4 separate regions of the Homo sapiens genome follow, and all the other regions are linked to region 1. A link is a contact called in ENCODE Hi-C or POLR2A ChIA-PET data. All regions are on one chromosome and are shown on one strand. The core of a region is the stretch at or near the end of the contact, and the rest is flanking DNA. Distances in the headings are between cores, read along the strand shown. Region 1 holds the start of SEC22A (SEC22 homolog A, vesicle trafficking protein). Region 2 holds the start of ATP2C1 (ATPase secretory pathway Ca2+ transporting 1). Region 3 holds the start of TMCC1 (transmembrane and coiled-coil domain family 1). Region 4 holds the start of IFT122 (intraflagellar transport 122).

What was found. A loop is a pair of places that touch in the nucleus more often than their neighbours do. ChIA-PET counts read pairs that join two places held with the same protein, here RNA polymerase II (POLR2A). Pooled maps may share reads with other maps.
Region 2: a map of CD4-positive, alpha-beta T cell shows a loop between it and region 1 (8-fold over the local background). The contact joins the promoter of ATP2C1 here to the promoter of SEC22A in region 1. A Hi-C loop is called at or near these places in 2 of 168 maps with a recorded cell type or tissue (CD4-positive, alpha-beta T cell and CD4-positive, alpha-beta memory T cell) and 5 of 50 pooled maps.
Region 3: a map of CD4-positive, alpha-beta T cell shows a loop between it and region 1 (20-fold over the local background). The contact joins the promoter of TMCC1 here to the promoter of SEC22A in region 1. A Hi-C loop is called at or near these places in 2 of 168 maps with a recorded cell type or tissue (CD4-positive, alpha-beta T cell and CD8-positive, alpha-beta T cell) and 6 of 50 pooled maps.
Region 4: a map of naive thymus-derived CD4-positive, alpha-beta T cell shows a loop between it and region 1 (19-fold over the local background). The contact joins the promoter of IFT122 here to the promoter of SEC22A in region 1. A Hi-C loop is called at or near these places in 1 of 168 maps with a recorded cell type or tissue (naive thymus-derived CD4-positive, alpha-beta T cell) and 6 of 50 pooled maps. POLR2A ChIA-PET finds 5 or more read pairs at or near these places in 1 of 52 experiments (T-cell).

What each region holds. Positions count from the first base shown.
Region 1 is chr3:123,200,022-123,203,675 of GRCh38, forward strand. SEC22A (SEC22 homolog A, vesicle trafficking protein) reads left to right here and starts at 1,922. Exons shown (of 7, transcript NM_012430.5): 1 at 1,922-1,965. RefSeq lists enhancers at 1,479-1,628, 1,639-1,718, 1,959-2,008.
Region 2 is chr3:130,892,029-130,895,682 of GRCh38, forward strand. ATP2C1 (ATPase secretory pathway Ca2+ transporting 1) reads left to right here and starts at 2,056. Exons shown (of 28, transcript NM_001378687.1): 1 at 2,056-2,309; 2 at 2,562-2,747. The coding sequence starts at 2,742. LOC107986023 (a long non-coding RNA gene) reads right to left here and starts at 1,893. Exons shown (of 3, transcript XR_001740492.2): 1 at 828-1,893. RefSeq lists an enhancer at 1,611-1,830 and a silencer at 1,921-2,310.
Region 3 is chr3:129,891,677-129,895,330 of GRCh38, forward strand. TMCC1 (transmembrane and coiled-coil domain family 1) reads right to left here and starts at 2,035. Exons shown (of 7, transcript NM_001017395.5): 1 at 1,818-2,035. It overlaps TMCC1-DT (TMCC1 divergent transcript), which reads left to right and starts at 2,195. Exons shown (of 3, transcript NR_037893.1): 1 at 2,195-2,251. RefSeq lists enhancers at 617-1,409, 1,410-2,201 and a silencer at 1,563-2,292.
Region 4 is chr3:129,438,310-129,441,963 of GRCh38, forward strand. IFT122 (intraflagellar transport 122) reads left to right here and starts at 1,915. Exons shown (of 30, transcript NM_052989.3): 1 at 1,915-2,062. The coding sequence starts at 2,022. MBD4 (methyl-CpG binding domain 4, DNA glycosylase) reads right to left here and starts at 1,639. Exons shown (of 8, transcript NM_001276270.2): 1 at 1,421-1,639. The coding sequence starts at 1,524. RefSeq lists enhancers at 1,469-1,548, 1,639-1,778, 1,979-2,188, 2,339-2,388, 2,419-2,468 and 1 more.

The sequences.
Region 1 (3,654 bases), core at 672-3,171:
TTCATGCATGCTTTGCATATGGTTGTAGATTATTGTCTTTCCTGTATAGTATTCTACTATGTGAATATTCTTCTTCCTTTTTTTTTTTTTTTTTTTTTGAGAAGGAGTCTTGCTCTGTTGCCTAGGCTGGAGTTCAGCGGCATGATCTTGGCTCACTGCAACCTCTGCCTCCCAGTTTAAGCAATTCTCCTACCTCAGCCTCCCAAGTAGCTGGGATTACAGATGCCTACAACCATGCCTGGCTAATTTTTTTGTATTTTAGTTGAGATGGGGTTTCACCATGTTGGCCAGGCTGGTCTCGAACTCCCAACCTCAAGTGATCCACCCCCGCCCCCGGCCTCCCAAAGTGCTGGGATTACAGGCGTGAGCCATCGCGCCTGGTCAGAATATTCTAAAATTTATTTATTTCATGAACATTCTTATACATATGTTTTCTGGTGAATATATGAATACATTTATGTTGAGTATATATCTAGGACAAAATTTATGTTAGTTCAGGCCTTTCTTCTGAACTCTAGACCTACATATCCAAATCTACTTGACATCTCCATTTATAGGCATTTCAAATTTAACATATTCCAAACCATTTGCTCCTCTTTCTGTGTTCCATGAGTCAGTAAATGGCTTCTTAATCCATCTAGTTACTTAAGGAGTCATCCTTAATATTCCTTTTTGTTGACCCTTCCCGGCAAACCAATCCGTTATGAAGTCCCTTGGATACCATTTCTAATTTATACATATCTTGAAATTATCTACCTCTTTCTGTCTCTAACTCCCATTACACTAGTTCAAGCCCCATCATTTCTGGCTTTGCCTGACGCAACTGCCTCCAAATGGCTTTCCAGCAGCCCTTCTTGCCCTTTTCCACACTATTCTCCACAAACAGCCTGAGTGATTCTTAAATATGCAAATAGGATCCTACTTAATAGTCTTTATTAGCTGCCCATTGACCTTGGGCTGAGATGAGACAAGGGCCAGACCATGCTGACTCTTATTGGCCACATTACAGATTTCAGGCTGTATTTTGGAAGATATCTTAAGGTCAACGGGCAAAGTTTCTCCTTGCTCCCTACACTCCATCCACACTGACTCCCTTTTAGTTCCTAGAGCACAAGAAGTTCTTTCATGCCCCGACAACCTCACACAATATTTCCTTGGCGGGGAACATTCTCTAAGGCTCTTCAATATGCCTGCCGCTTAAAAGGCACTTATTCAGAAGTCTTTTCCCTGATAGTCCAAAATTAATTGATCATTGCACCCACTAATTTTCCCTCCCAATACTGACAATTTGTAGTTCTGTAACTATTTATGCTTTAATATCTCTTGCTCCAATTACTCCTTAAATTCCATCAAGTGTTATGTCCACTCCTGTAACCCCGTGCTTAACACGGTGCTTGGCACATGGTAAACAGTCAGGAAATGCCTGTTTAATAATGCATGACCGATGCGAAGGCTGGAAGGGGTCGCAGGGTCAGCATCTGGCACTTCTCTGCCATGGTTAGTTTCCTTCTTGTGTGTGGGAATAGACGGGGCCAGGTCTTCTCCTTGCTCACCCAGAGGGGGCTTTTCTCCCTGTCCCCTTTATAAGTGTCTGCTGTAGGGCCGCGTGTGAGAGACAAAATGCCTGCAGAAACAGGGCGGCGAGCGGAAGAGATTGGCCCTATTTCTGAAGTCAACGTAGTTCTGTCATCAGAGGATGCTGTACTTTTCTGGCGCAGGTGCGAGAGAAGCTGCCAATCTCTCCTGGAGCGGGTGGGACTAAGGAGGGCCCCGGGAGCTGGGGGGTTGTTGTGTCCTTCCTGCAGAACCCGATTGGCCTGGGTGAGCTGAGGGAACGGGGGCGTGGTTTGATTCCGCGGGCGCGAGCCACGTTGGACGCGCCGCAGCGTCGCCGAAAGGTCCCTCCCAGGCCCCACAATGCACTTCGGGGCGCGTCACTCGGAGCGGCGGGTCCCGTCTCGACAGGTACTCCCCGGCCCCTCCCAGTCCTCTTCTTCCTTTCTTAGGGGTCGTTCGAATCCCTGCCGGCCTCTCCCCTCCCGCTCCCTGCCTCTCGCCACAGCCTCGGCCTTCGCCCTCGGGATTGAAGACCTACCCCACGGGCAGGAGCCAAGTCCGTGCCTTTGGGATGGGAGTCGGGGCCGCGGAGCTCTGGAGGGACGGGCAAGCGGGGACCCCGTCCCCTTCGACTTGAGGGTTCTCTGGGGCCAGGCGGGCGGCGGTTGCGCCTCGTCTGAGCCGCCTCGGGTGTTGGGCAGCCAGGAAAGGAGTGTTTGAAGGGGAGGGACAGTCGCACTTGGCTGTCAGCATGGTGGTGGGGATTCCCTGGCGCCCAGGTGTCAGAAACACGGTGATCTACCTGTGTAGGTGGCCCATGAGAGCTTGAGGTGGCATTTCCTATTTCTTTTAGGCAGAATGGGACTTGAACCAGTGTCTTACTTTACGTTTTGTGGGGATGGAGTGAGCCCTGAGCCCAGATATTTGCCCGCGTTGGCTCACGGAAATCTCTTGAGACCCTGTCTCAAGAGTCACTTTGGGAACGATGTGGCAGAAGGGAGACCTGAGCAATTGGCTCGGCAAGTGGAGGAGGCTTCCAAAAGAAAAGGACAAGCCCCAGCTGGCTTGAATCTCTCTGCCAGTGAAGACAGCTTAAGATAATTTTTCCCTGCTGCTTAGTTTCCTGGATCATCCACCTGGGGCAGGGGGCGAGCTTGAGAACCAGTCCCTCCTATGCCTATTCAGCCAAGGCAAAGCCTAGCCCAGAGCAAAAGTATCAGCCACCAGACTGGAGATGTTGGGATCTTCAGTCAGGGGAACAGCCACTTTTCAAACTCTGAATCACTTTCCATGTTACTGATATTTGCTTACATGCTAAGATTGTAAGGAATCAGGCAATGCCTTAAACGGTACCTACAATTTCTGATATATTAAGGTTCATTCAGTATTTGACTCTGACACCTGTGACCATATCCTAAAGTAATGGGACATTCGGGTATTTCCTATGTTGAAAACCATCACATCTGTTTAGTGCCTTTTTTTTTTTTTTTTTTTTTTTTTTTTTTTTTTGCGTGCAACTGGTTAAAATCGAAGTATATCTTATGTTGGTATATGAAAGAGGCCTAGGTCTTATCACAGGGGTGCCTGTGACCTTCCTTGAGTGTCTCACAGAGTTGTTAGAATTGGGCCTGAGTTTAAATCCCTACTTTGTCACCTACTCGTTTAGGGATTAAAAAAAATTCCTCAAGCTTTCTGGGCTTGAATTTCCTCAAAGGTAAAATGGAACTAATAATACCTATCTCACAGGTTTTTGGAACGCTTAAATGAGGTAATGTGTATAAAGTGCGTGGTCCATGGAGAGTAATCAATAAATAATACAGCAAATATTTAATGTAGTGCTTTTAGCATGTTACAAGGCAATGTTTCAGGCACTTTACATGATCCTATGAGATAGATACTATTGTCATCTTTAAAACAAGCCTATGAGATAGATGCTATTAGTAGCCACAATATATAGATGTGGAAATTGAGATATAGAAAGGCAAAGCTTGTCCAAATTTACATGGCTGGTAGATGGTGGAGCCAGGATTAGAACCCAGGCAGCAAGTGAATAGATAGTTTCTATATCCCTGGTTTCTTGTGTCTTGTTGGTTTTGG
Region 2 (3,654 bases), core at 806-3,305, 7.7 Mb after region 1:
ATTTAGGGGACCAAAAGTAAAATTTCAGTTTAAGTCATTTTAGGAATAAACCATGGAGCTATAAATCTTTTGGAGGAGTTATAGATTCAGTGTTAATGCTAGAGTATTGCAGTATATTAATACAACAGATAGTTCTGAAAAGTTGCTTTAGAAAAATGTTTCAGCTAAAGTGACCCAATACCAAATTCTGTACAGTTACCCTCTATTTTGTAAATGCATATGTTAATATCAAAGTATTTATATTGTGTAATTTCCTACCTTAGGTGCTTTTGTTTTTAATATAATGCTGTTTCAAGGTCGAATATGTACAGTAATAACTGTTACAAATTGATTACGAGAGATCACAATCATTGTACAAATCACAGGCTATGTCATTGTGTAGACAAAAATCACTGACCATGCATGCCAGAGGTGGATCATAAATAGTAACTCCTAAGACTAGAAATCTACTTGATATTTTTATGGGTTCATCTTTAAAAGTGACCTCGCTGAATAAAAGTTCAATATTTCTTAAAAGAAAGGTAAATCTAAAAACCGTCCAGAATTTTCGATCCTAGTCTAGTACCACTTACTTGGGAACAAATATAGAAGCACAGGCAACCCCGTCCGTTAATTTGGCTCCGTCATTGTGCAGACAAAAATCACTGACCATGCATGCCAGAGGTGGATCATAGTTAACTCGTTAAGACTAGAAATCTACTTGATAGTGATTTTTATGGGTTCATCTTTAAAAGTGACCTCGCTGAATAAAAGTTCAATATTTCTTAAAAGAAAGGTAAATCTAGAAAGCTGTCCAGAATTTTCAATCCTAGTCTAGTACCACTTACTTGGGAACAAATATAGAAACACAGGCAACCCCGTCCGTTAATTCTGATGTTGAACGTGTGGTTAGAGAGCACACTGCGATATGTTACAGGACCTGAGATAAAAAGCAAATTTGTAAAGTGTCTAAGTGTTGATGGAGAAAAACACATCTAGCATATACGGAAATTTTCTTTTGAGTTCTCTGTAGGATGATCACCAACTCAGTAGGTGAAGCCCTGCCCTCTAGTGGTTATGGGTGTGAGAGGACTTCTGTTCAACATTATATGTCTGGCTCACCACGGTTTATTAAAACCAATCGTTCATTAAAAAGCACTTATTAGGGGTCTGGGTAAGATGCCGAGCAAGTGAAATGTTTACGTGTGAAAAGGCATTGACACTGGACAAAGGTACAGCTGCTAAAAGAAGTGCTCGTTCATTGGCTTCGACAGCTGTACGACTGGTTTCTAATTGCTGTTCCAGCCTCTCCCCAGTTCCATATACCACAAACGAATGAAAAAGATTAGCTCTCCCTGGAGCTCTCTGAGGCTGAACCTTGCTCTCTCATTACACATGGTAACTAAGCACACCCCTTAAAGAATTTTGGGAAGTCGCCCCGCGATTACCGGCTCCCCCAAGAACCAAGCAGTCAGTGCAGGGTTTTGCAAGTGAGAGTGCGAGACTCGGGAGGCTGCTCACGGTGCTCCAGTCCCTGGCAGGAGCATGGACACCTCGCCCCTTCCTTCCGTGGGCCTCAACGTTGCCTGCTGAGATTGTGACTGCCACCCCGACGGGAGCAGCTTCCCCTACAGACTTTGTAGAGAGCGCTTAAACGCCTCGGGGACAGCGGCCATGACTCTCAGCTTGGGCCGACCCCGCGGCCGCCCCACGGGAATGCGTGGCCGACACGGGGCGTGGGCGAATCTCCGACCCTCGCGTTCAGGGGGTGCATATAAACGGGCGGACACCGTCCCTGGGGTAAGGGAGGCGCCAGCAAGAACAAGGCGGGCCACCAACCCCGAGCGACCTCCTACCGGACGGATCCAAACCCAAACATTGTCCATTCCGGGCCGAAGTCTCGGCCTTCACTTCACTTCCGCCTTCCCAGCCCGTGAACACGAATGCGCCTGCGCGCACCTCTCTCAGCGGAAGTAATAGTGACAAAGCTGGGTTCGCGGCTGGCCCAGGAGTGCGGGGCGCGACTGGGCGGCCGGCGGCGGGGAGGGGCGGAGCGCAGGAGTCGGAGGCGGGAGCAGACCAGCACGGCCTCGCGGAGCCGGCCCGGCGGACCGTGACGGGTCCCCTCACCTCCTCTTCTCTCCCCTCCCCGCCCGCCCTCTCTCCCTCCCTTCCTCCCTCCCGCTCGCTTCTTCTCACGCCGGGAGCAGGCTCCCGCCTCGCACCGCTGCCCCGCGAGCAGCTCCTCTTCTCCCGAGGCGCGCGGGGCGCCCCCGCGAGCCCCGCGGCTGAGACCCCGCAGCCTGGAGGAGGGCTGTCCGGGGCTTTGGGTGGGTACCAGTATTACCTCCTGCCCCCATTTCTAGAAACTTCCAGGTTCTGAAGGAAGGGGAGGTTCGGGTATCCCCTGGATGGGGGGGCATCTCTAGGGCGCCGCCCCGCTGGCGTGAGCTGGGGACGTTGCGGGCACACGACGGGGCGGGTGCGGGATCTTGGGGAGGGGGGCTCCCGAGATAGTGGCTGGGCGGGGAACTCCTTCCTCAGCCTCTCGTCAGCGCCGCTTCTCCTGGTTTCTCTTGCAGATGCTGCTGCTAGGGGTGGTGGGAGCAGCCGTGGGACGCGTGGCCGGGAGCGGGGGTGACAGCCTGGGATTCCGGGGGCTTCTCTTCCTTGTCCTCCTCCTCTCCTCTCTATTCCCAGTGTGGCCGTGGCTGACACTAAAGACTTTGTAGCCATCAACCCGAGTGCAGTTTCGATGGAAAATGAAGGTAAAGGCCCCTGGCCGACCGGTTGCAACGCGGAGTTGAGGGTGTGGTGGTTTGCTTTTAAGTTGTCTTTGTTTTTCCACCTTTTTATTTTCGTGAGCTTATTTATTTACTGTGTATGTGAAGTGTCCAAGGATTTGCTTACTTAGGGTATCCAGCTTTTATTTTGGTAACATGGGGCATTTGAGAGATTGAGGTTCTGTGGGTGACTGAGCTTGATTCAGCTTTCTTGAGGAATTCCTGCTCTCTTCAGCTTAGGGAATGAGAGGGAAGTTTTCATTTCAGATAGCGTCTGTGCATGTTTAAATAGCTATTTGAAAGGAATTACTCGAGGGGAAGTGGAAATGGGGGACAAGGGGATGGGGCTGCATCTCTGTATATTGGCGTTTCAAGCCTCGATGTGGTGTGTGGCAGGATTCATTTATAAGAAAGCAAGCCATGTTTTATTATGTCTAGCATTGGGGAAAAAACTCATTATTTTTCAATTCACAAAAAAAACCCAGTGAATTTAATGAAATGTTATGAGATGAGTGCTTTTCTTAAAGTTCCACCCTATTTCAAAACATCATTTAGGAGGCTGACAGCGGAACCTGTTTGTTCACTGTACACTTTGGACACATTAGATCGTCATTCACATGTTACATGATCCCTTTGGCCTCGTTAAAATATTTAATGCTTTTCCTACACAGCACTGATTATTTTTAAAATTGTTGAACAACTGTGAATAAGTGATTTTTTTTCCCCCTCCTGAAACAACACTTATTCTTTGGACTGACTTCTGACTTGTGCGTGATCATTTTTTTTTCTTCTGCCTTTAACCGGGCTGCAAAATACTATAAAAGATACTTAACAAATGACAGTTTTTTCCTCTGGTATAATTTGTTTTAAAAAATATGTGTCTGGTATAAAG
Region 3 (3,654 bases), core at 785-3,284, 6.7 Mb after region 1:
GGGAAGAGGCCTTGTCTGTTTTGTCCCAACAATGTAGCCCAGTACTTAGAAAACATCCTGGAACAAAGTAAGGGCTCAATAAACATTTGATGAATTAATGAATGATCCATAAATGCCACTCTGAGGAGCTTAAACCTAAGCCCTGAGCCATTATATGTTCTGCACATTTATGAGAGGCATAAGCAGTCTTGCAGAAAAGGGGAAATATTCTACTATCAAGAAGGCCCAGTTTAAAGTAATGGTGGTTGGTCACCAACTAGTCTAGGGCACTGGGGTTCTTCATCAAATTGTAGACTACAGGTCTTTTGTGCTCATAAAAGAGTCCTTCTGCAAGGTGTCCCAACACTGTCAGCGGTCTGTGCTTCTGTTTATCTTAAGATGCAAATGCTCTGAGAAATCTCATTCTTATACACAGTACACAGCACCTACACCATACCAAATCTTAATCAATGCTCATAATTATAACAGTTCTACATCACATGCTAATGAATTTTTAACGTCTAAAATTTTCCTATGCTGCTGATCAGCAATCTATAAGCAGCTCAAAACTCTTCAGAAATTAAAAGGTTACCACCCACAGACCAGAAGCAGCTTTTTAATCTTTCTACACTAGCCAGAGAGTGGGTGATTGCAAAAAAATACAAGCCAACTCTGTTGGTAGAGGACAGGGTTATTAAGTTAAAATCCCATCTATAAGCATCGTTTTGTCACATGACACTAGTAAAACTACCACCTACTCACAATTTGAGTTTCAATCTCCTAATATACAGAGAAAAAAATGTATCTACCTCCTGGAACAAATCAAAGTTTTGTTTTATTTTAAAGCAGCTATCTGATATTTATGCCCTGGATTTTTTTTTTTTAAGAACAGAATAAGCTAATTTAGGAATTCACACCTTTCGTAGAGATGCTTATGGTACAGGTACCTCTGACGGCTAGGCTCTACCAACACTAACGTGTAACGTGTCACAAAAGCCAACGGGCGTTGCGGGGGCCGGGGGTAGCCAACAGCTCAAGTGGGCTGCTTCACTCCGTGGCAGATTCACCTGGGGATTCCTCACCAAGAATGTTGTTAAGGGACGAACCAAACCAACCACAAATGATACCCCTTTACCGAGGCTGAAAAAGCAGAGATTCGCAAGCTATAAACGAATCTCTGGCCCTTTAGGGAAGGTGCAACTCGCTGCACCTCTTTCCCCTATCCTACAGGGGTTAACAGGGGGCATCCTGAGGCCGAGACCAAGCCCAGCCAGCTCCTCCTCACATCCCACCTCCCACTACATATTCTCCCCAGTACGCCGGGCTCCCTCCTCCCCTCGAAAGACAGTTCAAAATCAAAACAATAGGTGCAAAACTGGTTTCAGGTGGAAATGGCTGAGTCCTGGTGGCTAACTTCTGGGACGCCATGGCGATCGAGGGCTCCTAAAACCCCAGATTCCGACGGGAACCGGCTCCTAAACAGTCCCTCGGGCCTCGGCCCGACTTCTCACACGCCCCTCCCTCACCTCGGCCCTGGGATGCTGGGAAGGGAACGAGGCGAGGGGCTGGAGGGGAACCCCAGGTCAAAATGACAGCGGAATGAGCCGGGAAAGGAAAGAGGCCCCGTGGGATGCTGGGGGTCGAGTCCTAGGCCCGGGGCTTCAACCTCGAACGGGGGCGACGGCAGGTCCCAGCCCCGACAGGCCGCGAGCGGGAGGCCAGGCCCGCGTCCGCTGCGCCGCCAGGCCACGCTCCCTCACGACTGTCCCCACCCACCGCGGAGGGCCGTGAGGGGGCCGCGACCGCCGCCAGCGTCCGGGGCGGGGGCGCTCACTCACCGGCGGGGAGGGGAGGAGCAGCCGGCGTCTCCGCCAGCGCCGTCGCTCGAGCTCAAGCGCCTGCTCCTTCCACTGCGGCCGCCGCACCCGGTCCATCCCCCACAACCACCCCCCCCTCCCGACCCTCCCCCCGCGCCGCCTCAGCCGCCGCCGCCTCAGTCACCGCCACCGCCGCCGCCGCCTCAGCCCCGGCGCGGGAGGGCGAACCGGCGCGAGAGAGCGAGCGCGCGCGCGCCCCCGCCACAGCCGCCACCGCCCACAACCTCCGCCCCCGGCCGGCGGCGCACGCGCAAGGGAGCGGGCGGACGGGCGCGCGCACGCCGCAGGGGCGGGGATGGGCCCTGGAAGGCGTGGCCCCTCCCCTAGCCCGCCTTCCCACGCGGTCTCTGGGCTGGTTGAGCTGCGCCGCTGCAGGTAGTGCTGAGTTGCTCCAGGTAAGCTCCTCCTCTCAAAAAGCTCTAGGAACCGAGCCACCCTCGCCCTAGGAGCAACGCCCCTGAGTAATATGGGGTTTCGTCGGATTTCTGCCCGCCGCTCTGGATCACACGTTTGTTCTCCCTATTTGAGTCGCAAGGCCTTCCTTCATTCCACCTAGCAGGCTGCTTGGAAAAGGGCAGAGACTCATTACTTTGCACCAGGTATTACCACTGAAGGGATTGTAAGCAGCCACCAGCCCATCCCTTTATAATTCCCATTTTCCTAATTTATTTTATTTTTATTACTTATGTAATGAGGCTTCTTCCGTGTTCAAGGAGCTGGGAGTACCATATGGGGTCAACGGAGTCCCTGGTCTCATGAAGTTTGAGATCTGGTGGAGAAGGAAAACATTCATGGGAGAATCAGACAAAATTAAGTTTTCAATTAGTAAAAATCTTCTGAGAGGTATATGGTACTAAGAGAATCTTTATGGGGGAATTGATTTAGTTGAGGATGAAGAGGGTAGAATCTGAGGAATTGAGTTGGGAGGAGTTAGTTGCTCCAAGGGGTGAGGTCTTGGCATGGCCAGAATGGGGAGCGCTAAAGAATATTGAATGTGGAGTAGACTGCGAGTGTGGGAAGAGGTAGGCGAGAACAGGTGAGGATTGGGGACCTATTTATTTATTTATTTATTGAGACAGAGTCTCACTCTGTCACCCAGGTCACCCAGGCTGGAGTGCAATGGCTCGATCTCAGCTCACTGCAACCTCCGCCTCCTGGGTTCAAGCGATTCTCCTGTCTCAGCCTCCGGAGTAGCTGGACTACCAGCGCACGCCAGCGCACCTGGCTAATTTTTGTATTTTTAGTAGAGATGGGGTTTCGCCATCTTGGCCAGGCTGGTCTGGAACTCCTGACCTTGTGATCTGCCCGCCTCGGCCTCCCAAAGTGCTGGGATTGCAGGCATGAGCCACCACACCCGGCCGGATTTGGGACTTTAATCTGAGTGCTTGGTAGAAGCTATTCAGGTTTTTTTCAGCAGGGTTGCAGGGGAAATAACTTGATCATTATGTCTGTTTTTTGTTTTTGAGAGGCAGACTGGAGTGCAGTGGCGCGATCTCGGCTCCCTGCAATCTCTGCCTCCCGGGTTCAAGTGATTTTCCTGCCTCAGCCTCCCTAGTACCTGGGACTACAGGTGCACGCCACTGCACCCAGCTAATTTTTTTAGTATTTTTAGTAGAAACGGGGTTTCACCATGTTGGCCAGGATGGTCTGAATCTCCTGACTTCATGATCCACCCACCTCGGCCTCCCAAAGTGCTGGGATTACAGGTGTGAGCCACCTTGCCCCCAGCCCATTATGTCTGTTTTTAAGTTACTTAGATAGCAACGTGAAGAGTGGTCTGATGGGAGTCTCAAAGCTG
Region 4 (3,654 bases), core at 665-3,164, 6.2 Mb after region 1:
TAAATCAGTGAGTTACACTGTCTTCTCTGCAAATAAATGAGGTAAAAGTTTTACATAATGTAAAATTTCTGGGAGAGAGTGTGTATCACTTTCATCAGATGTAATCCTCCAGAAGGTAAATAATTTGATACAGAATTTTTGAATCTTCTTCATTCTTGATCCTCATGGTAACCTTGTAGGTACAATAAGGTTTACTCTCAATTTATTGATAAAATTGAGTGACAGGTTAAATTACTTGCAGAACAGACACGAGAACCCAAGTCTACCAAATCTTGGTCTAATACTTCTCCCCCATACTGTTATTGAAAAAAGCTGGCAAGGCAAGGTGGCTCATTCCTGTAATGCTAGCACTTTGGGAGGAGGAAGTGGGAAGATCACCTGATCCCAAGAGTTTGAGACCAGCCTGGAGAGCACAGTGAGATCCTCGTCTTTGCAAAAAATGAAAAAAAAAACCCAAAAAAACAAAAAAAAACAAGCAACCGGGCGTGGTGGAGCATACCTGTGGTCCCAGCTACTAAGGAGGCCGGGGTAGGAGGACTGCTTAAGTCCGGCAGGTCAAGGCTTCAGGGAGCTATGATTGTGCCACTGCACTCCAGCCTGGGTGACAGAGCGAGACCTCATCTCAAAAAAAAACCCACTAAACTAAAACTTCATTAAAGTTCCAATGTGTCTTCTATGATGAAAACATACTTTTAAAATTAAAAAAAAAATTTCAGTAAAGTGTATCCTAATCACTAAACCACAGATTGTAAAAGGTGGATGGGTCTAGAGAGATCATTTAACCCAAGTTCTTTTCTACAAATAGGGAAACTGCAAGAACTAGAATTAGAATCAAGGTTTTCTGATGTAATTTGGGGTAAAATAATTTTGAGGAGCTGGATGGATCTTATGAAATGATATTGTTTACAATTTTAGAGATAAAAATACTGAAGCCTGGTGGAATCAGCACAAACTCTTAAGAGACTGGGGCTCAAATTCCAGCTCTACCAGCTGTAAGTTTAGCAGCAAGTTACTTAACATCTCAAAGTCTCGGTAAAAGACTCTGTAAAAAGAAGGTGATGCCTCTTTCAAAGTAGTTCTTAGTATTAAATTTTGAAAAAAGTAGGTAAATCTTAACCTCCTATCACACACGTAGTCTAATGACTTCCTAGGATCCTCCAACCCCAAGGGGACCTCTTTCACAAAACCTCCCGGCTCCCCCCCAGTCTCCCTAGTCATCTTAGATGAGGAAGTCGAGCGCACCCCAGGGCTGATCGCACAGGAAGAGCACCTGGGCTCCAGACCCTAGTAACTAAACCCGTGGGCTTCGAGGTTTCTGCCGACCCTCTGTCAAAGGTTAGAAAGGCCCACACACTGTCCACTCTCCCGATACCATTTTACAGGTGGTGAAACTGAGGCCCAAAAGGGGACAGTAACTTACCGGAGGTCATTCGGCGGGTCTGGGACTAGGCGCTCACTAGAGGTGACGGTGGGGGCAGCTCCGCGGTCCCCCAGACTCAGACTCTCCAGCCCAGTCGTGCCCATCGAGCAGGGTCCGGCTGCAGCAACGAGCCCAGCGCCGCAACGCCCAGGGTGTGGGGCGGAGTAAGATGTGAAACCTCTTCAGCTCACGGCACCGGGCTGCAACCGAGGTCTGAATGTTGCGAAAGCGCCCCAGACGCCGCCGCTGCTTTCCGGCCGCCCCCTCGGCTACAGCCGCCATTTCCACGCTCCACCAATCAAATCCATTCTCGAGGAAGACGCACCGCCCCCACACGCCCCGACCAATCGCTCGCGCTCTGGTTGCGCTGGCGCCTTAGGGGCTCCAGTGCCACCATTGCTTTTGCTGCTTTTCTGGCTTTCCCTTTCGGACATGCGCGCTCGGAGCAAGGCGCCCTCGCACTCAGCTTACCGCGCATGTACGTTGCCAGGGGTAACGCAGGTAGCCAAAGTGGCTTGTGGAGTGGCGACCGTTAGTGAGGCGGTTGCTGAGACAGACGCTGAGGCGGGTAGGAGGAGCCCGAGCCGTAAGGGAAGCCGTGATGAGGGCCGTGTTGACGTGGAGAGATAAAGCCGAGCACTGGTGAGGAGCGGGGCGGTTCGCGAAGAGCAGGAGGTCGAGTCCTCGCGGGGAGTGCGCGAGCCGCTGCAGCGTGTTTGAGGGGGGCAGCGGGCTTGCTGCCTGGGCCGAGGGCACTGAACCCCGGCCTGGGAGACTGCAGGGTCGCCCTCCCGCCCCTTGGCGGTTGGAGAAACTCCCGAGGGTTGGAGAGCGGCAAAGGGAGGTGCCGCGCCTGAGGTGGTGGCGGGTGGAGGCGGCTCTTCCCTCACGGTCTGGCCCTGTCGCTGCCTTGGATTCATCTCACACCCACGAGACAGCACGAAGCTGCTCAAGCTTCACAGTTCTTGCCACATCCACATAGTACCCATACTCTTGTTTTCTTGACGTTTTTCTCTAAATTGTCTCATTTATTTTAATTATGATTTCACATTTTACAAGGAAACTTTATTACTCCATTTATGAAAACCAGTGTCACTTGCTCTAAATGTTAAGATAAAATCAGCGTCGCTTGCTCTAAGTGTAAAAGTAAAACTTAAAGTAGGGAGAAACAAAACTGAACAAGCTGTAGCTAGCTATTGTTGCTAGGGAGCCTTTAAACCTGAGATCTCGTTTCTCTAAAACTGGAGATGGGCAGGTATGATCAGAAAGGTGCTCAAAATGAGCACCAAACACAAGCTCTCCTAATTGGGAAGTCTGAAAAAGAACTGAAGGGGAATGACTTTGTCACCTTTTGATTCAGTTATTTAATGTCCTATTCCATTGTTATCGCCTAAATCTATAACATAGCAGTCTGTTTTGTCATATTCTTACTTATGGGATAGGTCTTGGCCTGACTTTGAAAATCATTCAGCATTGTTGTGAAGCCTCTGTTCTGGCCACTGGAGCAGGTTACTTGTCTTTGGTTCTGTCCCTTCTGAGATCTTTCTCTGTGTAAAGCATGCCGTCTCTCCTCATCTCACACGGAAATCCTGAACATCCTTCAAGGCTCACGTTGGAGACGGGTCCTCTCTTTTGTGTTCGGCACTAGTGGTAGCTGACACTATGTGCCAGGTGCTGGCTAAGCACTTCATATCCTTTATCTCGTTGTGTCTTCACCACTCTCTAAGGTAGGTACTATAATTTCCTCTATTTTATGTATGAGGAAACTGAAGCCCAGAGAGGGTGGATAATTTGCCAGCGTCACACAGTGAGGGGTGGAACCAGCTTTCAAGCTCAGGTCTTCCTCACTCCAACGTCAACGCTCTCAGCCACTACATTAATTTTTCCTTATGTTACAGACGTGGCAAACTCAAATGTCTGCAGGAGACAGGCAGGTAACATAAATGGGAGATGTTTATTTGCATCTTCAACACTAGGAATTGTATGTTTTCCCTAGGAATAGTCTTGTATTCTGTACCCCATTTTTCTTGAAACACAGCCGTATCAGTGAATCTTTCATTTGTACTTTTAATAGAGATTTGAGTTTTAAAAAATCATTTTACTTTTAACTTTATTATAAACGTACCTATAGCACAAGCTGATGATAGCTGGCAACTGAACATTTGGCTTCAATGTCAGAGTAATAGAGTGTGGCAAACTGCAGAGCTCATGCTCGGCCTAAAAGGGGCAGCTGC